2 separate regions of the Homo sapiens genome follow, and region 2 is linked to region 1. The links are chromatin loops, found by intact Hi-C in ENCODE. Cell type or tissue: Caco-2. All regions are shown on one strand. Each heading gives the region's core, and the rest is flanking DNA. Links, peaks and the distances in the headings are about the cores only.

Evidence for each region. A loop is a pair of places that touch in the nucleus more often than their neighbours do. Peaks named below come from ENCODE experiments on the same cell type or tissue, not always from the same donor. Only the 100,000 strongest peaks of a DNase experiment are listed, where the experiment ranks them.
Region 2: a loop joins it to region 1, with 11 times the contacts of the local background. A loop is called at or near these places in 31 of 110 quality-filtered maps.

The regions. Positions count from the first base shown.
Region 1 is chr1:192,797,869-192,809,568 of GRCh38, forward strand. It overlaps RGS2 (regulator of G protein signaling 2), which reads left to right and starts at 11,171. Exons shown (of 5, transcript NM_002923.4): 1 at 11,171-11,313. The coding sequence starts at 11,204. It also overlaps the pseudogene LOC100130137. RefSeq lists silencers at 9,622-9,711, 10,648-10,857 and an enhancer at 11,188-11,407. In Caco-2, for the core only: CTCF peaks have their summits at 8,082 (motif pointing right) and 10,756; DNase peaks (open chromatin) are centred at 8,163 and 11,003; H3K4me3 peaks cover 1,580 bases.
Region 2 is chr1:193,028,524-193,036,523 of GRCh38, forward strand. It overlaps UCHL5 (ubiquitin C-terminal hydrolase L5), which reads right to left. Exons shown (of 11, transcript NM_001199261.3): 4 at 1,009-1,134; 5 at 865-926; 6 at 656-786. Among named protein-coding and RNA genes, the nearest start is that of UCHL5, 27 kb to the right of the region's middle. In Caco-2, for the core only: a CTCF peak has its summit at 3,060 (motif pointing left); no DNase peak of the experiment used is centred there.

The sequences.
Region 1 (11,700 bases), core at 3,701-11,700:
ATATAGCTTGGATGTGCCCTCCAAATCTCCTATTGAAATATAATCCCCAGTGTTGGAGGTAGGGCCTGGTGGAAGGTATTTCGATCATGGGGGCAGATCTCTCATGGCTTGGTGCTGTCCTCACCATAGTGACTTAGTTCTTAGAAGATCCAATCGTTTAAAAATGTGTGGAACCTCCCCTCCCTCCCTCTCCCTCTTGTTCCTGTTTTGACCGCGTGACGTGCAAGCTCCCACTTTGCCTTCTGCTATAAGTAAAAGCTCCCAAGACATCACCATAAGCAGTCGCAGTACTATGCTTCCTGTACGGCCTGCAGAACCATGAGCCAATTAAACCTCTTATAAATTACCCTAGTCTCAGGTAATTATTTATAGCAATGCAAGAATGGCCTGATAAAGTGATTTTTAGAGAAAGGTTCTCACTCTGTTGCCCAGGCTAAAGTGCAGTGACACAATCATAGTTCACTGAGGTCTCAAACCCCTGGGCTCAAGCGATCCTTCCATCTCAGCCTCAGAATAGCTAGTACAATGGGAAAACATCACTGTGCCCAGCTAATTTTCATTTGTTTGTTTGTTTCTTTGTAGAGACAGTGTCTCGCTATGTTGCCCAGCCTGATCTAGAACTCCTGGGCTCAAGCAAGCCTCCCACCTTGGCCTTCCAAAGTACTGGGATTACAGGTGTGAGTTACCAAGCCTGGCCAAGACTGAGTTGTTAAATTCAGCTGAACAAAGCCTGGGTCCCCCACTTCCTAGGGATCAGCCCCTGTGAGGAAAGCTGCATCAGCATCTAATACCCTCAAAGATGATCATTCTGAAAAGAAATATCTTGAAGGGCTTCTGCATCATCAAACATTTCACCACATGCAAAAAGAGTTTGAAAAAATTGAGTTTTCCTGGCTCATAATTGGACAGTACAGTCTGGAGGTGTGAAAACTTTTTAAAATTCCAACTTATTTCTTCCTTTTTTTTTTGTTTGTTTGTTTGTTTGTTTTTTGAGACAGAGTCTCACTCTATTGCCCAGGCTGGAATGCAGTGGTGCGATCTTGGCTCACTGCAACCTCTGCCTCCCACGTTCAAACAATTCTCCTGCCTCAGCCTCCCAAGTAACTGGGTCTACAGGTGCATGCCACTATACCCGGCTAATTTTTTATTTTTAGTAGAGATGGGGTTTGACCATGTTGGCCAGGCTGGTCTTGAACTCTTGACCTCAGATGATCCGCCTGCCTTGTCCTCCCAAAGTGCTGGGATTACAGGCATGAGCCACTGCTCCCGGCCATTTCTTCCTTTGTTTTTAAAGGCATAATTGGTGAAGTAAGTTGAAATCCTTTGTAGGGTCCTCCATAATCTTTTCCCCACTTGTGTTCTGCCCTCTCTGTGAATAGTCAAGGCCAGCCAGACATGAAGAGGCTCTGAGAATAAGAAGTTTTTGGTGCTCTGTGGCTAAAATGATCCAGGGCCACAAAAAGAAAAGTTTATTTAAGAGAAAGAGAAGCCAGGTGCAGGGGTGCAAACCTCCTCCTAGTTACTCAGGAAGCTGAGGTGGGAGGATTGTTTGAGCCCAGTTTGAGGTTGTAGTATGCTATGATGGTACTTGGGAATAGCCATTGCACTCCAGCCTGGGCAACATAGCAAGACCCTGTCCCTAAAAAAAAAAAAAAAAAAAAAAAATAGAAGGAGAAGAATTAGCCAGTAATTTACTGTATTTATTCTTTCTCTCTCACCTCCACTGAAATCTACCAGGCACTGATTTGGTTCCAGGCAGAATACTCTCTGGTGCTCTATGATGGTCCACGAGACCTGACAAACTGAAGTGCCTCACAACAGCCTAGGGGATCACAGAGGGTCTGTTCATAGCCATGATGCTCAGTGTTGCAGTGGTTCTAGGGGACACTGTGCCCACCAGTGGCAGCCCTGCCAGAGGACTTTCAACCAGATCCTGATACCCATGGATTGCTGTGGAAGATGGTGTTACTTATAGTCATGGTCAGATTTTTAATAATTAAAGGCCTATCTTATGCAAGTAAAGACAAAGAACTAGCCACTGATATTTCTGTTCTTCTAGAGAAAATACTTTCAAATTTTTTACACATTTAACCTTATTCAAAAATAACATGAAGGCCTTGAATTAACTTTAATGGAATCCATGCTCAAAAACAAACTATCGGAAATGGAAAAACTGGAAGGCATTAAAAAAGAGCTGAAAATCTCCAACTCTTTGCTTGGACTTAGAATACATTCTTTTAGAAAAGGACTTAGCAAAGAGTGACCTGAACATTTAGAACAAGTTGAACCTGACATTACAAGAAATATCCAGAAGATTTATCAAGCAAAATAATAGACAATGCATTAAAGACACATTGAATTTCAAGTAGCTACAAGCAAACAGCCTTCAAAATATATCAGAAGACTGAAGAACAACTTCAGACAGCACTGAGGAGATGCTTCAGATGAAAATTCCTATATTATGAGAAGTATAAAACTGTCTTCACAAGAAACTAAGGAGGTTTGGAGTGCTCTGACTCTAACAGCAGCATAGGCGGCCCTCTGCCTATGCTTGGCGTTGATGTACATTGTTTCCATAAAAAGAACTGACTGCGTTAGAATGAAAGGAAGCTATCTGTGCAGACCTGTCTTTAGAACCTTTGAAGATAATAAAATAATATTTGATTCTATGGTGATATTCTCTAGATGAAGCTATGGTGAAAAATGTTTTGGAAAGGAAAAAAAAAAAAAAACAGACACCGTAGTAGCAGTTCCCAAAGTGGTGAAATCAGTACTAAGAGCAAGTCTGTAGATTCTAGCCTTGGGGGCCTTTCATAGTCCAGCCCTGCGGCCAGCCTCAATACAGATTCCACCAAGAGCTCAGAATAAAGCAACAATAATTCAAATACGTGTGCAGAATTTCAAATAAAATATGTTGGTGCCATTAAGACACTGAAACTCTCTGAGAGAAGATGTCTTAAAGGGCCACTAGACCTGATAAATTATATAGATGTTGCCCAGCAAGATGAAAAGTTGCCTCTTGTTCCTCTGGAGGAAAAATTTATAATGGGAGTTTCCAAATATAATACAAGTATCAACATCAGATCAGTATGATATTTTGTATAGGCATGTTCTATATTTAATCATCTGGATGGTGTGTTATGATGATGGTCTGGGGTGGAAAAACACTTATTGGCTCTGAAGAACACAGATGCAAGCAGTGATGAATACAGCCTGTGAGTTCATCAGTGCAACCAGCTGGAACAAACATAAGCAATTTGAAAAGTTCTATCTGCCACTTTCTATCTGTATTAACATCTGAGAAATGTTGAATCCTGCAAACCAAGTGAAAGTCAATTTATCTGAAAGTTCAGCTGTGTTCAAAACAGTTTTTTTAATATGCAATGTTGTACTATTATGGAAATATGAAGTGATCCCTTTTCTGGATTTTCTTAAGAAAATGCAATAAATAAAATATTGATCATTTGTTTTTAAAATAAGATGTTTTGTATTAAACAGTGGGAAAAAAAGAAGCTAAAGAGTGGATAGAAAGATGAGCAAACTTAGTAATCAGGAAAATAAAGTTTAAAAAAAGTAGTGCATATGGAATAAGTTTTAAATGATAAAGTCAGATCCACCATTTGCTAAAGATGACAGATCAGCCTGCTGTTGATGAAGAAGAAAACACGAACAGTGGAATCCTGAAATTAGATATAATGGATGCATCAGAGTATGGGTACTTGTAAAAATAAATCCAAAAGAATTCTGAAAAAATATGACTAATGTTGTGTAGTTAAATACAGCTCATCTAGGCTGGGCTAGGCCAAGTGGCTATCCTGGCTTCAGCTGGGCTTGTTTTCAAATTTATTTTAGAAACTCTTAACCAGATGTTCACTGTAAATTAACTGAAGGAGATAAAATAGTTGACGCACTGAAAAATTATAAGTCTCCAAGTAAGAAATCTTCACTACAATCAGAAATGGGGGGAAATGCAGTCAGAGAGGGAGAGACAAAAGCTCCAGTGGCAACTTTAAGTCCTTCCTACAGTGCACTGAGAAAAGAAATGTTTTCACCAAATATCTAACGTGGAGATAATTCACTCTGTAAAGATAGTGAAGAAGCCTACTAAAAAAGATTAAAAGATTAACACGTAAAGAGCTGTACATTTCCAAAACATTTTTGAGGAAGAACATAAATATTTGGGAAAGTAACTTCATTCAGAAAAATAACTCAAAATGGATCACCAGCCTAAATGTAAAATGCAAAACTATAAATTCCTAGAAGAGAATCGCCAAGGAGAAAATCTAGATGACCTTGGATATGAAAATGAATATCACATCAAGATCCAGTCCATGAAAGAAAGAATTGATAAACTGGACTTCATTAAAATTTTTTTTAAAAAATCTCTGTTCTGCAAAAGACAACATCAGTGTAGTGGAAAGAAAAGCCACAGATTGGGAGAAGATACTTGCAAAGGGGGTATCTGATTCTAAAAAACCTGTAATCCAAAATATACAAAGAATTCTTAAAACTCAACAATAAGAAAACAAACAATCCAACTAAAAATACCAGACATCTCACCCAAGATAATACATATGGCAAATAAGCATGTGAAAAGATACTCTACATCATATGTCATTAGAGAAATGCAAAATGAAACAACAATGAGATACCAATACACACCTGTTAAAATGGCCAAAATCCAGAACACTGACTACAGCAAATGCCAAAAAGGATATGCAACAACAGGAATTCCCATTTGTTGCTGGTGGGAATGCAACATGGTACAGTCACTTTGGAAGTGGTTGGTGGTTTCTCATGAAACTAATCATACTCTTAGCTTATGATTGAGCAATTATGCCCTTTAATCTCTGCCCAAAGGAGTTGAAAACTTGTGCCCACACAAAAACCTGCACATGAATGTTTATACCAGCATTATTCATATTTGTCAAAACTTGGAAGCAACCAAGATGTCCTTCAGTAGGTGAGTGGATAAACTGTGGTACATCCAGACAATGGAATATTATTCAGCACTAAAAAGAAATGAGCTATTAAGCCCTGAAAAGACATGGAGGAAACATAAATGCATATTACTAAATGAAAGAAGCCAATCTGAAAAGGCTACATATTGTATGATTCCAACTATAACACTCTGGAAAAGGCAAAACTATGGAGACAGAAAACAGAAAATTGGTGGTTGCTAGGGGTTATAGGGTTATTGGGGAGGGAGGGAGGAATGGGCAGAGCACAGAGAATTTTTAGGGCAGAGTGAAAATACTATGATGTTATAATGGTGGATACATGCCATTATAAATTTGTCTAAACCCACAGAATGTACAACACCAAGAACAAACCCTAATGTCAACTATGGACTCTGGGTGGTAATGATGTGTCAATATAAGTTTATGAGCTGTTGGATATTAGTAATGGGGAGGTTATGTATGTATGGGAGCAGAAGACATATGCGCTACCTCTGTACCTTCCTCTCAAATGTGCTGTAATCTGCTCTACAAAAATACTCTTTAAATTAAAAAGTAACCTTACATTGCTGATGTGCCCAGAGGAGCATTTGGAAGGGCCTGAGAGGACCACCAGGAAACTTCATAAACAAACAGATCCCCCAAAAAGAATGAGGGTCCTGCATAGGAGCAAGACAGAAAAATGGACAAAAGAGTCACCTAGAAGAAACTAGTCATACTACAAAGTTTAGCTCAAGGCCAGTCCTGAGAACTATGTACTATCATCTACCAAGCTGTCCAGGACATTTCCAGTATTGTTTTCTTTTAAATTCCTACAAAGGAAGAGTGCTATAACTACTTGTGCCTGAAAGATAAGTAGCTTAAGCATAAGAAAGCTAAACAATATGCCTGAGTTCTAAGTAAATTAGGGCAGAAACTAGGAACAAAAAGCAAATATCCCAATTATGGACAACCCCTCTAGCCATCCCACTCTCCTAAGGGTACTTCATGAAAAGAACTGCAAAATTATTCTGTCTTTTGAAACTGGGAACTTTTGAGGGGACTAGTGCCACATAGTAATTGTGTCAAGGCCTACAGACATCTCTTAAAAGCATTATTTTTTTTAATTAATTCTGTTGAGATTTTGGAATTTTTGTTTCAAAAATGTGTTTGGGAGAGAAATCCACAAGGTTTTAGGTTATTAGGAAGTAGTCCACGAATAAAAACCTGTGAAAACCAATGTCTAAAATGGATTAATGCTCTCTACACAGGAATAGTCATCAGTATAGTGAAAAAGAAATACTAATGTAAACGGATTCCTTATTTACTAGATGAAAAATGGCTTTCTTCAGACTTTTAAAAAAGACTTTGTGACTATTATCATATAGATATTTAAAATTTTATATTTTGTTAACTTAATATACCCAAATTTCAAAAAAGTAGTCAATAGGACACTTGACACTCCAATGGTTTGGCAAAATTCCAGGGACAGAAATTAAAATCTCAGTCAAAAAAAACACCAAAAAAGAAATTCCTAGCTTTAACTCATAGACAATATGCCAACTATGTAACCTATTTTATAAGAAAGTATTTATATCACCTATTCTCCCCTGGTATTCCATGCACAAAAAGAGTGTAGCAGCAGGAACACACAACAATTCCCTTACTCAGACCTCATACTTACAGTCCTTTACCTTACAGACCTAATAGCTACAACATTCTATCCAAGGTATTTCAATATACATTAGTATTTTTTTAGGAAAAAAAAAAAAAACTTCATGATGCTCCTGTTGTTGCTTTATGAAGGGCATCTAGATGTTTTTGTAAAGAGGGGGCTATTAAATTTAAGCAGGACCTGCCTGCATTGGAAGAATCACATACTCCATATCATATACTTGGCATATACTTGGTACAAATTTAAGACAGAACCATGGAATTACACTAACTGGAATTATCAATACAAGGATTGGTAAAATTATTAACTTAGCTATAATACATGTCAAGTATTAGGTTTAACCTGTGATTCATTTCTGACCAAAACACTCATTTTCTCTCAGCTTCTGGGTATGAAAATTACATTCTCAAAAATTAATCATAATTTTTAAATCTCAGATCATATCAGGGGTTAAGGAGTATAGTACAAAATCTCATGAGGTCATATTTTCATTCTGTTAAAAGAATATTTCACCAACTAAATAGGACAAAAAAATTTTTTAAAGACAGGCATTATACTTCTTTAAATATATTCAACAACTAGGGTAATAAAAGTTTTCATTTTTTCCAATTACTCATCACCATATAGCATGTAACTTCCTGATTTTTTCCTTTTTTTTTTTTAACTAACCCACCTATTTAACATTTCATAAGGTAAACGATAGGTTTACAGCTCTTAGAAATTTGGAAACTAAAATATCTTACTAACTGAAAAAAGCAAAGCACAGAATAATACATAGAATGATACTTTTGTGTTTTTAAAAGCAAGTATCTTGGTTCCTAAATTTCCTATTTTTATTTATTTATTTCTTTATTTTTAATTTATTTTTTTTTTTTAAGAGGCAGGGTCTCCCTCTGTCACCCAGGCTAGAGGGCCGTGGCACCATCATGGCTCACTGTAGCCTCAAAGTCCCTGGGCTCAAGCAATCCTCCCACTTCAACTGACTGAGTAGACGGGGCTACAGGTGCATGCCACCATGCGTAGGTAATTTTTTTTTAATATATTTTTGTACAGACGGGGTCTAGCTATGCTGCCAAAGCTGGTCTTGAACTCCTGGGCCCAAGCAAGCCTCCTTCCTTGGCCTTCCAAACTGCTGTGATTACAAGCGTGAGCCACAGCATCCAATGGCTTTCACATTTCTAAAGCTTAAGTAGGTGAGTTATTTTATATAAATATTTTTAGTTAATAGGAATAGGAATTAATAACTTTTATTAATAATGGTTAGCATAGAGTGGGAGCAGAAGGGAGAAGTATGACAGGGGAAATTTTTACTCTTCATAATTTAAGACACGCAAGATATATAATACAAGAATCTCAGATACATTATGCAAGAAACTTGTATTTTTTCTTTGCCTTCTTCTATAAACTTTTAAAAAAATATAGAAAGTTCATAAATTATCTGGAAAACCTCCACCACTAATCTGTTCAATCAATCTCTCCAGTAGAGGGCATGGTAGGTTCAACACAGAAAATGTATGGTTAGGTTATCAGCCACTCTCAAACTGAGGTTTTGTTGTGCAACTTTTACAACCCACTGCATTGTTTCTTCCTCTACCACAGGATGGAAAATATGTGTCATCTTTATGTGGAGCAATTCTGTTTACCTAAAAGCCAGTTGCAACAACAAAAAGGGAAGTCATCAAAGATTCCAGCTTTTGTTTTACCTATATATACGTAAATATATGTAATGCATATGTAAATATACATGTAATACATATTACATATATGCGTGAAATATATGATGTATATATTCATGTCACATATATTACATGTATATGTAAATATACATATATTGGCCTGTCTTTTAAAAGACATTAACATGGCAAGTTTTTGAGGAAAAGGTTTCTATAGCAGGTACTGCCTTAACTCTTAAAATTACATATAGATACAAAAATTACAAGTTGATTTATATCCAGATTTATTAACCAACCACATAATTTTCAGAGAAAAATTAATTTTCTGCCACCTAACATCAGTCACTGATCTGGAAGGGTTTATGAAAAAAGCAAAGAATTATATTAAACACAAAAACATCAAGAATAATCTATATTTAAACCAGTTGCTTATGCAGGTACATGTATATTCACTTTCATTAATATATTGAGATGATTAAACTTCCTTGGCTTGGAGATATCTGAAAAGTGTAATTAATTATTATTATTATTTTAAGAGACAGGGTCTCACTCTATCACTCAGGTTGGAGTGCAATGGCACAATCATAGCTCACTGTAACTTGAATGCTTGAACCTCGAACTTCTGAGCTCAAGCCTTCCACCTGCCTCAGCCTCCCAAAGTGCTGGGATTTCCAGCATGAACCACAATACCCAGCCTGAAAAGTTTAAATGTTAATCAGTTTCCTTATTTTTCCTACGTATTATCCAGTGAGCATTTATTAAATATCTATAATGAGCTTAATCTTCTACAAATTTGTGTATCTTGTGTATTTGTGTACCTACAAATTGAAACATCTTGATATTTAATAGTACCTACATATTTATAACCTAATTACGTCTGAGTTAATCCTCGTACGATTTTTTCCATCTTGAACAGCTATGATTTGAACATTTCCTTTTGCCACACATATGCAAATCAGTAATAAACTTCCGTACAGTACTTTAGAGCTTAGAAAAGACCTTTCATGTAAGAGTCACATAATATCCTATGAGGCTGGCAAGAAAATACATGTTACTCTTATTACAGATGAGAAACTGGGACTCAAAGAGGTGTGAAGCTAGTGTCCCAACAGTTACTTAGCATTTACTGGATAAGCCCAGGCTCTAACTGGGTCTCCTGACAGAAGTCCAGCTCTCTCTCTCTGCTGCCTCTTTGTCAGAACTCCTGGCCTGCCAGCGAATTTAACTGTCTATGAGTAAATTCTAACATCTAAGGTTCTAAGTATAAAATATATTGAGGTTTACAGTGGTGAGAAAAAGCAAGTGTCTGCGTATTACAGACAGCTGATAAATACGTATTGAGTCATCAGAAAGTGAAAATAGATGTAGGACTATTATGCAAAGCATAGGAGAGGAAGAGCATATGCTTAAGAAAAAATGGCATTCCTAGAGTTAACAAGCATGTTTCAAAGTATCTATTACTGAAATCTACACGATTTTCCTTTCCACAATAAAGTCCACAACTGTTGTCTTAAATAATAACTGCAGGTTTTGCCCTCCAAGTCAAACTTGGAGCTCCAACTACTGGCAGCTCACCGTAAGAATATATTAATTATTTCCAATTTCCTTTTAAGAAGTCGAATACAAAGTAGAGAGAATATCTGCAGCTTGGTTGCAAAGCCGCTTAAACATTTCACTGGCTAGTTCTGGTAATATTATCCGAAATCAACTCATTTTGTGGTTGAGGTAATCTATTTGTCTTTACCAATCAAGTCGTTTTAAAACCTTCAGGAGTAGAGATGATACTTGAAGAATTAACAAATAAAACTTAATCAAGGAAACTGTTAACTCATTCTCCCCCCTACTTTTTGCCAGTTATTAAATGTTCTGGTAAATCCTAACTCAACAAGAATGACTCATGAGGAAATCCTGACTCCTTGAACTCACTGATTCTGGTGCATTACAGCTATGAAATCTCTATGTCTGCAGCTTTCTCTCCCACCATAAGGAAATCTGTGATTTCTATTTTGGCAGGAGATGTGACCAAGGACTCCTGAGGAATGACCCTATAGACAGACCCAGCCACGTGCCTAGTAGTGATCAAAAATGCAAACCCAATTAAAGCACTGTCTTCTGATAAAGTCACTTTCTCTTGTTCAATCCCTAATGTTCATTCTCAAAGTGTTCCAAGACGCCCCAGCAAGCTGCAGAGCAGATCCCACCCTGCCCCTGGGCAATCAACGTTTCAGGTTACTCCTTCCTTAAGTTAAGTGGCAGAGAGAAACGGGCGAGGGTCTCCCCATTGCCTCAGTTCACAGACCAGGGGGTGTCGAATGAGTCCTACAGCAGGACAGCAAACAAGAAATGAGGCGCGGGGTCAGGGAACGCGCTCAAAAAAGGAAGAAAAATCCCACTCTTCATTCGAAATCAGGCCACTGCACTCCGGCCTCGTGGCGGGCGACCTCCTCCTGCCAGGGAATCGCCGCTCTGGCCTCGGGCTGGGGAGCCCGTCAGGGTGGGTGAGGGAGCGCCGGCGCCCCCGCCGGGCCGCCGCCAACTTCGGCTCCCTCCCTCCGTCGCAAAGCCCTCGAGCCCGCCCGGCCGCCACGCTTCAGCAAAAGGTCGTGCGCAGCGGCCCACACTGAAGACTCTCCATCTGCTCCCACACCTGCCCCAGCTGGCCGCTGCTATGTGGCCCGAGTGCGCAAGAAGCCGGGGCCGCAGACGTCAGCAGCGCCCCGGCTTCGAGACCCTTCGGCAGCAGCCGTGACTGCCGCCGGCGGGCGCTGACCCATCCCCGTGCCAGTCTGCAGCCGACCAATCCGCGTCCTCTTGAGGCGGGGCCGGAGCCGCGAGGCCCCGCCCCCAAGCCGAGGCCTCATAAATGCTGCGACGCACGCCCAGCCGCAAACAGCCGGGGCTCCAGCGGGAGAACGATAATGCAAAGTGCTATGTTCTTGGCTGTTCAACACGACTGCAGACCCATGGACAAGAGCGCAGGCAGTGGCCACAAGAGCGAGGAGAAGCGAGAAAAGATGAAACGGACCCTGTGAGTATGGCTTTCTTCCCTCTCCCGCCACCCCCTGCCCCACACTGCAAGCTGCAAACGCGGTACTTTCGGGCTCGCCTTTGACGTTAGGAAACTAGCCTGAGCCTATGCAGGGAAAAAAAATCGAAAAGGTCAATTTGTTAAGTAAGGTTAAATCTGGGTGATGCTCGGGTACAGTTTAAGAACCGAGGGAGACAGTTGATATGAGGGCGGTGGTTGATGCGCTAAGAAATTGCGGGTTGGCTTTTTGTCCTCCTGCATTCAAAATGACATCAGAATCCTGCGGCTGAAGCGCGTCCCCAGCATTCATACGTTGCATGATGAGTTCTCATCAGCTTACACAGCTACTGGAAGGTGATGCTCTTGCTGGTTCTGAATATACTCGTT
Region 2 (8,000 bases), core at 1-8,000, 230 kb after region 1:
CCTATTATTAAAAAAAGAAAAAGAAAATTTAATGAAGTCAAAATAAGGAGTTAAAATTATTTTGTGAACCTATTATTTCAGTAATCTTTCAGAGCCACAGATTGTACCTTCAACTTTGATAAGTGTTTATCATTTTTTGCTCAGCATTAGAGACGGGGTAGGATCAGAACAATCTATGTTTTTGCAGAAAGGATAACACATTAACGCACTATTTAAATAGAGAAATTTTAAGAAAAATATTTTCTTGATTGCAAAACAATAAATTATCCAATTCCAAATGAAAATACTTTAATACGGATGTTAAGAAATGCTTGCTATCCCTTACGAATGGGTTAAAAATGACAAGAGTAACTATTTACGTTCACTAAGGGTAGTTTTTAAATGTTAAATGGAAAATAAAATATAAATTATGTAACCTATAGGTTAAAAAATAATTTTACTTGGGAAAAACTCAAAGGCATCAACTGAACTATGGTAGTCAAGATGTCCTTCCTATATATTAATATAACACACTGAAGAGCTTAAGGCCTTCATTATATTATGTTACCTCATAGTCACTTTTACCTTGAAAATTTAAGCAGCACTGAATGAGGGTAAATACCCAACAGATTTTCCCCTGTCAAAAGTGAAATATCAGGAACAGGAACTGCATTACCTAAATCAATCGGTCCTTCTCTTAATCCATCTAATTCATACAGTCTCCCATTAACAGGAACATAACTGACAAAGTGAAAAGCATCTTCTTCTTTTGCTGATGTCTTCGTATCAAATTCAAACATTTGCTGTCTACAGTAAATAAAAAAATAGTGAAACTCAAAGAAGCAAAGAAAGAAACAGTATTTATTTAACATAAAGTCTCTTTACCTGGCGAAACTGTTGTGTACTTGTCGAATCACATCTGAATTGCTCAGTGCCAAGCCTTTCATCTAAAATAATTTTTTAAAGTAGCCTATTAATATACAAACTTTCACAAATATGACATTTTAGGAATAAGAAGATTGTACTCACAGCTGCATCAAAACTTTGTGAAAATTCTTTAAACTCTGATAATGTCTCGCCTAAATGGACATCCTGGTGGGTACAGTTCAGTAACACACTCACTATGGCTTGAGTAGCACAAGCATTATTAATTACCTATAAAATATAAAAGTGAAGATATCAATGTGTTTAAAAAAATAAAAAATGGTTTTTAACTGGTGACAATGGCCCCAAAACATGAACAGTTTTCAAATTATATTTTATGAAGTCTCAGCATAAACAGAATAAATATGTTTAATTTCTATCCTAATCTATTTTCAGAAATTTGCTGCACTTCTGGAGTTGAAAATTCTAGGAAACCAAATGAACTCAATGAACTCATAATATTACCAAAAACCAATCCAGTTAGGGTAACAAGATCAATCATCCTGATGGAAAACATAGCTGATTAAGCCAACAGAGCTTGTCCCCCTCTCCTATTCATTTCCTCCTAGACTCATTTCTACCTATTCAAATTCAATTAGTATTTTATAACCGAGCATAAGCTTCAATTCACCTGTGTGATTGTAGAGAAATTCTGAACCCAACTCACATTAGTTTCCACCCTCATTTAAATTCCCAAACAGGGTATACAATGTCCACATATTTTTTTTCACTCAATCATCTACAGTCTTTACATTGCTATCATCTAGCTATAATCATTTAACAAATTATCTGGACCTTACATTCTAGCCAAAGGAAAAAACATTTAGATAGCATTTACTATGTGCCAGTTACTTTTCTAGGCACTCTACATGCATTATTTCTTTTAATCCTCTCAACAACTTATGCAGAAGGATTACTATTATCATCTTCATTTTAAATTTGTAGAAGCTGAGGCACAAAGAGGTAAGTGCCCAAGGGCACACAGCTGATCTTGTTCTAGAATTTGTGTACATAGCCATCATGCTAGGCTATCTCTGTACATACACGTGGTCTCTCCAACAAGATTATAAACCACTTTATGAACAGCAGTTTCTTCCACACTGCCTAAGCACCTATGGTATTGAGATCATGAAGCTGGAAAGAACCTTAGATGATCAGTGTGAACACCAGCAAGGTTAATCACAGAGCTGAATAATTTTTTAAATTACAGCTTAGTCCTACTACAGTATTATGTTACTATATTGTAATTAGTCTTTCCAATAATGCTAATTAGCTTATGATTTTACATTTTAGTAAATTATCTATTTTTATCCTGCCTGATTTCAGAAGAAAAAAATTCAATTATTTTCCTTCTTTAATTCTTATAGTTCTCTATTTCTCATGTTGGTAGAGGTTTTTAAGATCTTATGAATATCTACCAGTTCCTGAACTGTTGACTGAAGTATATTTGAGAAATTCCTTAATAAGACTGCACTCTCCATTACAGAATAGTCTCGTACTCCTAATTCTCAATAACTATAACATCACCATGCTTCTACAATTCTTCTCTTTAAGCATTTTGTATTCAAAACTGTCTTAAAATTGATGAATTAGGAAAAAGTAGTGATAGATCCAGAATCCAATTAGCATTGCTGCTGACTTATACGAATATGTATTTTGATCCGAATCACAGTTCTTTAGTAAATTTGGATGCAAACTTTAATGATTAAAGAGGACTTTATAAATGTGGTTGACTAAAACACTGTAACACTTAGTACTCCCTTATCTTAGGTCTAAATTACCTAAGGTGAAATTATCTGAGGATAGCACAGTGGGAGGAGTAAAGTTAGGAGAAGTTAAAATTTATACTTATTAACACATTCTTTCAAAATCAAGACACCTTAAAGATTTAATATATACCCAATGCTAAACTAGGCAGTGAGGCTACGGCAGAAAAGATTATCAAACATTTCTATAATCTAAGGACTTCAAATTTGTAATCCATTATTTTAGGATTTTAAGAAGTAGAAAAAATTCTTGTGGTTACTTTCTTTTTTGATGTCAATAATAATTTACACTGTCCATGATATATTAGAACTCATTTTGTATGTGTCTGTGAGAAGAAAAGTTACAATGTACATGGGTATGAGAATATTGTCTTCAAGTTTTAAAATGAGTTTAGTGCCACCAAGTGGTTATGCTATACATAGTACAAAATTAACAAAAAACAAAAGAAAATTTAAAGGTGTACAGCCATTCATTCATTCATTCAAATAATACTTACTGAGCACCTACTACGTGCCAGACATTGTAATAAAGGCTGAACAGTGAATAAGAAAGATGTGGTCCTTGTCCTCCTAAATCTCACATAAAAATAATCTTATATATAGTCAAAGTTCTATTTGAAAGAACTGTAACTCACGTCACAAAAAATCTATTGCAGTATGAATTATTTAGGTAGTTCTCAACTTTAAAAATCTTTAGCTTACCTAAGTGTTCTACTTTAACTCTGGCTTTTAAGATAATTTAAAATAAAGCAGTAGAGTTCAATAATAGAAATGAGGCTAGAGCAGAGGGTCTCAAGTAGGACTGACCCAGAACCTTAAGAGTTTGGTTTGAATTCCTACGCCAGGGTATATAGTCTTTAGTTTATCAGGGCACTTCTACTCTCTACTTCTTACACACAATCCAATTCACACATTCATGATGACAACCTGATACTGAAGGCATTTGATTTTGTAATCCCCAGACTAGAGAATTTCTTTTCAAAGCTTATACAAAAGAAGAGTAGATGTCCAGAGGAATAATATAAAAATAGCTTAAAGTACTGCCTATATAAATTATAGTCAATCAAAAAACAAGCAATGGGGAAAGGATTCCCTATTTAATAAATGGTATTGGGAAAACTGGCTAGCCATATGCAGAAAACTGAAGCTGGACCCCTTCCTTACACCATATATAAAAATTAACTCAAGATGGATTAAAAATTTAAACGTAAGACCTAAAACTATAAAAACTCTAGAAGAAAACCTAGGCAATACCATTCAGGACATAGGTATGGGCAAAGACTTCATGACTAAAACACCAAAAGCAATTGCAACAAAAACCAAAATTGACAAATGGGATCCAGTTAAACTGAAGAGCTTCTGCACAGCAAAAGAAACTATCATCAGAGTGAACGGGCAACCTACAGAATGGAAGAAAATGTTTGCAATCTATCCATCTGACAAAGGCTAATACACAGAATATACAAGGAACTTAAACAAATGCAGAAGAAAAAAATAAACAACCCCATCAGAAAGTGGGCAAAGGATATGAACAGACACTTTTCAAAAGAAGACATTTATGTGGCCAACAAACATATGAAAGAAAGCTCATCATCACTGGTCATTAGTGAAATGCAAATCAAAACCACAACAAGATACCATCTCACGCCAGTTAGAATGGCGATCATTAAAAAGTCAGGAAACAACAGATGCTGGAGAGGATGTGGAGAAACAGGAAAGCTTTTACATTGTTGGTGGGAGTGTAAATTTGTTCAACCATTGTGGAAGACAGTGTGGCAATTCCTCAAGGATCTAGAACCAGAAATACCATTTGACCCAGCAATCCCATTACTGGGTATATACCCAAAGGATTTTAAATCATTCTACTATAAAGAAACATGCACATGTATGTTTATTGCAGTATTGTTCACAATAGCAAAGACTTGGAACCAACCCAAATGCTCGTCAATGATAGACTGGAAAAAGGAAATGTGGCACATATACACCATGGAATACTATGTGGCCATAAAAAAGGATGAGTTCATGTCCTTTGCAAGGACATGGATGAAACTGGAAACCATCATTCTCAGCAAACTAACACAGGAACAGAAAACCAAACACCACATGTTCTCACTCGTAAGCGGGAGTTCAACAATGAGAACGCATGGGCACAGGGAGGGGAACATCACACACCGGGGCTTGTCGGGGGGTTGCGGGCAAGGGGAGGGATAGCATTAGGAGAAATACCTAATGGAGACGATGGGTCGATCAGTGCAGTAAACGACCATGGCACGTGTATACCTATGTAACAAACCTGCACATTCTGCACATGTATCTTAAAGTATACAATATATATATATATTAAGTTAAAAAAATTATTGTCAATCTTCATTGAGTCACAGCTATAGCAATATAAATACATACAATTTTAAATTTTTTAATAGTCAAGGAAAAAGGTTGAGAATGTAACAGTAGCTTTCCCAAGAGAAAGTGATACTGAAAAAAAGTATAAATGTCCTGCTCATGAAGACTCTATAAAGAAAGATACACAGAAAAAAGGGATGAACACCAGAAAAACAAAATAGTAAAGGAAAAAATCATTTTATACTGGAGTATCAGAGAAAGTTTTTTCACAAATGTGAAATTTTAATAGGGGTTTGAAAGCTTGGTAGGAACTAGAGAATAGAGAAGGAAATTCACTTTAAAAAGTGAGAACAGTGTGAACAAAAGAACAAATTAAGATGTTTGATGTGCTTGTTGTTCAAGAGACAATGAGCATATTGGTCATTTGTACTAGTGTGGTTATAGTCATAGTGGGGTTATTCTTTACCTTGTTAAGTCACTGGCCTTGAGTAATTAGGAGTTTACCCAAAGAGTAAGACATTTTGAATATAGAAATAAAATAATCAAAACAGTGGTTCAGAAAGATTCAGTTTAAGTCAATTTACAGGAAGGACTGAAGGCGGCTAAAAGGAGAAATAAGATCAGCCAGGTTCCTACCCTAATAAAAGTATGAAATAATAAAGAGTGGTAGGTTAATATAATACATAAAACCACTATCACACAAACATGCAAGTGAGAAATCTAGGAATTAGAAATATAACTAAAAATAAAATAAGATTTAAAAGAATAAAAGAATATTAATAACAACCGTATGAAATGATTTTGAAAATTTAAGCTGAAATGAAGAAATCTTTTAAAAAAATACATCTTACCAGAACCAACTCAAGAAAAAATAAAGAGCCACAATAGTCCCTTAACTACTGAAATGAAGCAGTATTTTAAAATATTCTCGCAAAGAAAATACCAGGCCTACATGGATATACAGGTCAATTCTACAAAAATTTGAAGAAGTATATCACCTTAATTTTACACAAATTGTTCAAGGCACTAAAAATAAGAGAAAATTCCAACTCATTTCATGAAGCCAGAATAACCTTAATACTAAAACGAGTCAAAGCCATTACAGAAGAAGAAAAATTAAGACACATTTCATTCAAAAATTTAAATGCAAAAACCTAAACAAAATACTACTATATTTAACCCAATAGTGCATAAAAAGAGAATACACCCTGACCAAGTGGGCTTATCCCAGGTTTGGAAGAATGATTTAATATTAGAAAAATCCGAACATAATTAACTGCATTAACCTAGCAAAAGGAAGAAAATACAGAAGATCATCTCAATAGAGGCAGAAAAAGGATTTGAAAAAATTTAATATACTTTCATAATAAACACACTAATTAATAACAGAACATTAAAAATAAAAAAGCTGGAGTAAACATCATCCTAAATGGAGAAATGGTAAGAGGCATTCTCTTTTAAGTTGCAAGTGGTTTTATTGGAGGGTCTTAGCTAGGAACTAAGACAAGAAAAATAAATTAGAGTCAAAAGGATTATAAAGGAGGAAATAAAACTATCATTATTTATACCTGATATGGTCATTTTGATAAAAACACACCCACTCAAGAAAAAAAAACAAATTATTAGTGATAATAGAAAAGTTTAGCAGGATGGCTAAATATAATATTAATAGATGAAAGTGAACTGCCTGTCTTTATGCCAAAGGCAACAACCTAAAAAATAAAACTACCCAAAGAAAACTACTCCAAGTCATATAATAATCAAACTCTCAAAGGTTAAAGACAAAGAGAGGATCCTAAAGGCAGTAAGGGAAAACAAGCAAACAATATCTAAAGGTGCTTCAATTCATCTAGCAACGGGGTTCTCAACAGAAACCATACAGGCCAGGAGGGAGTGGGATGAAATTTTCAAATTCTAAAAGAAGAAAAAAAAAACACCATCCAAGAATACTCTCTCCAGCAAAGCTATCCGTCAAATATGAATGAGAAGTAAAGTCTTTCCCATACAAAAGCTGAGAGAAGTGGCCACAACGAGACTTGTTTTATGAGAAATGCTAAGGGCACTTCTTCAATCTGAACAGAAAAAAACACTAATGCGCAAAACCAAAACATTTTAAGGTCTAAAATCCACTGGTAAAAGTAAATACACAAAGAAACCCAGAATAATATTGTCACTATGGTATGCAGTCTGCTCATAACTCTGATATAAAGCCCAAAAGACAAATCTACCCCAAACAGCAATACCAATAGCAACCTGTTGAAACAGACAATATAAGAAATACGTATATTGACAAAACACAAAGTCAAAATATAAGGGGTAAAAAGTTAAAGTGTAGAGTTTTTTTCTTTGCTTCTATTCTTTTCTTTATAATCTAAGTTGTTACCTCTTTATAATAACATGTCATATGTATATGTTTTGTAAGCTTCATGGTAACCGCAATGCAAAAACCTGTAATAGATTCACTAAAAATAAAAAACAACAAATTAAAACATACAACCTGAGAAAATTTCTTAACAACAAAGGAAGACTGTAAGAATGGAAGAGACCAATTACAAAACAACCAGAAAACAAGCAACAAAATGGGAGTAATAAGTCCTCACTTATCAATAATAACACTGAATGTAAATAGGCTCAATTCTTCAATTAAAAGGCATAGAGTCTCTGAGTTCATAAAGATATAAAACCCCATAATATGGTGGGTACAAATAACCCACCGCATCTATAAAGATATATAGACCAAAAGGGAAAGGGTGGAAGAAGATATTCTGTGCAACTGGAAACCAAAAAAAAAAAAAAAAAAAAAAAAAGAACAGGAGTACTATCCTTATATCAGATAAAATAGACTACAAAGCAAAGACTATAAAAACAGACAGAGAAGGTCACTACATAATGATAAAGGGGTCAATCTAGCAAGAGAATATAACAATTATAAATATGTATACGCCTAACACCTGAGTTCCCAAGTGTATAAATATAAAGCAAGTGTTT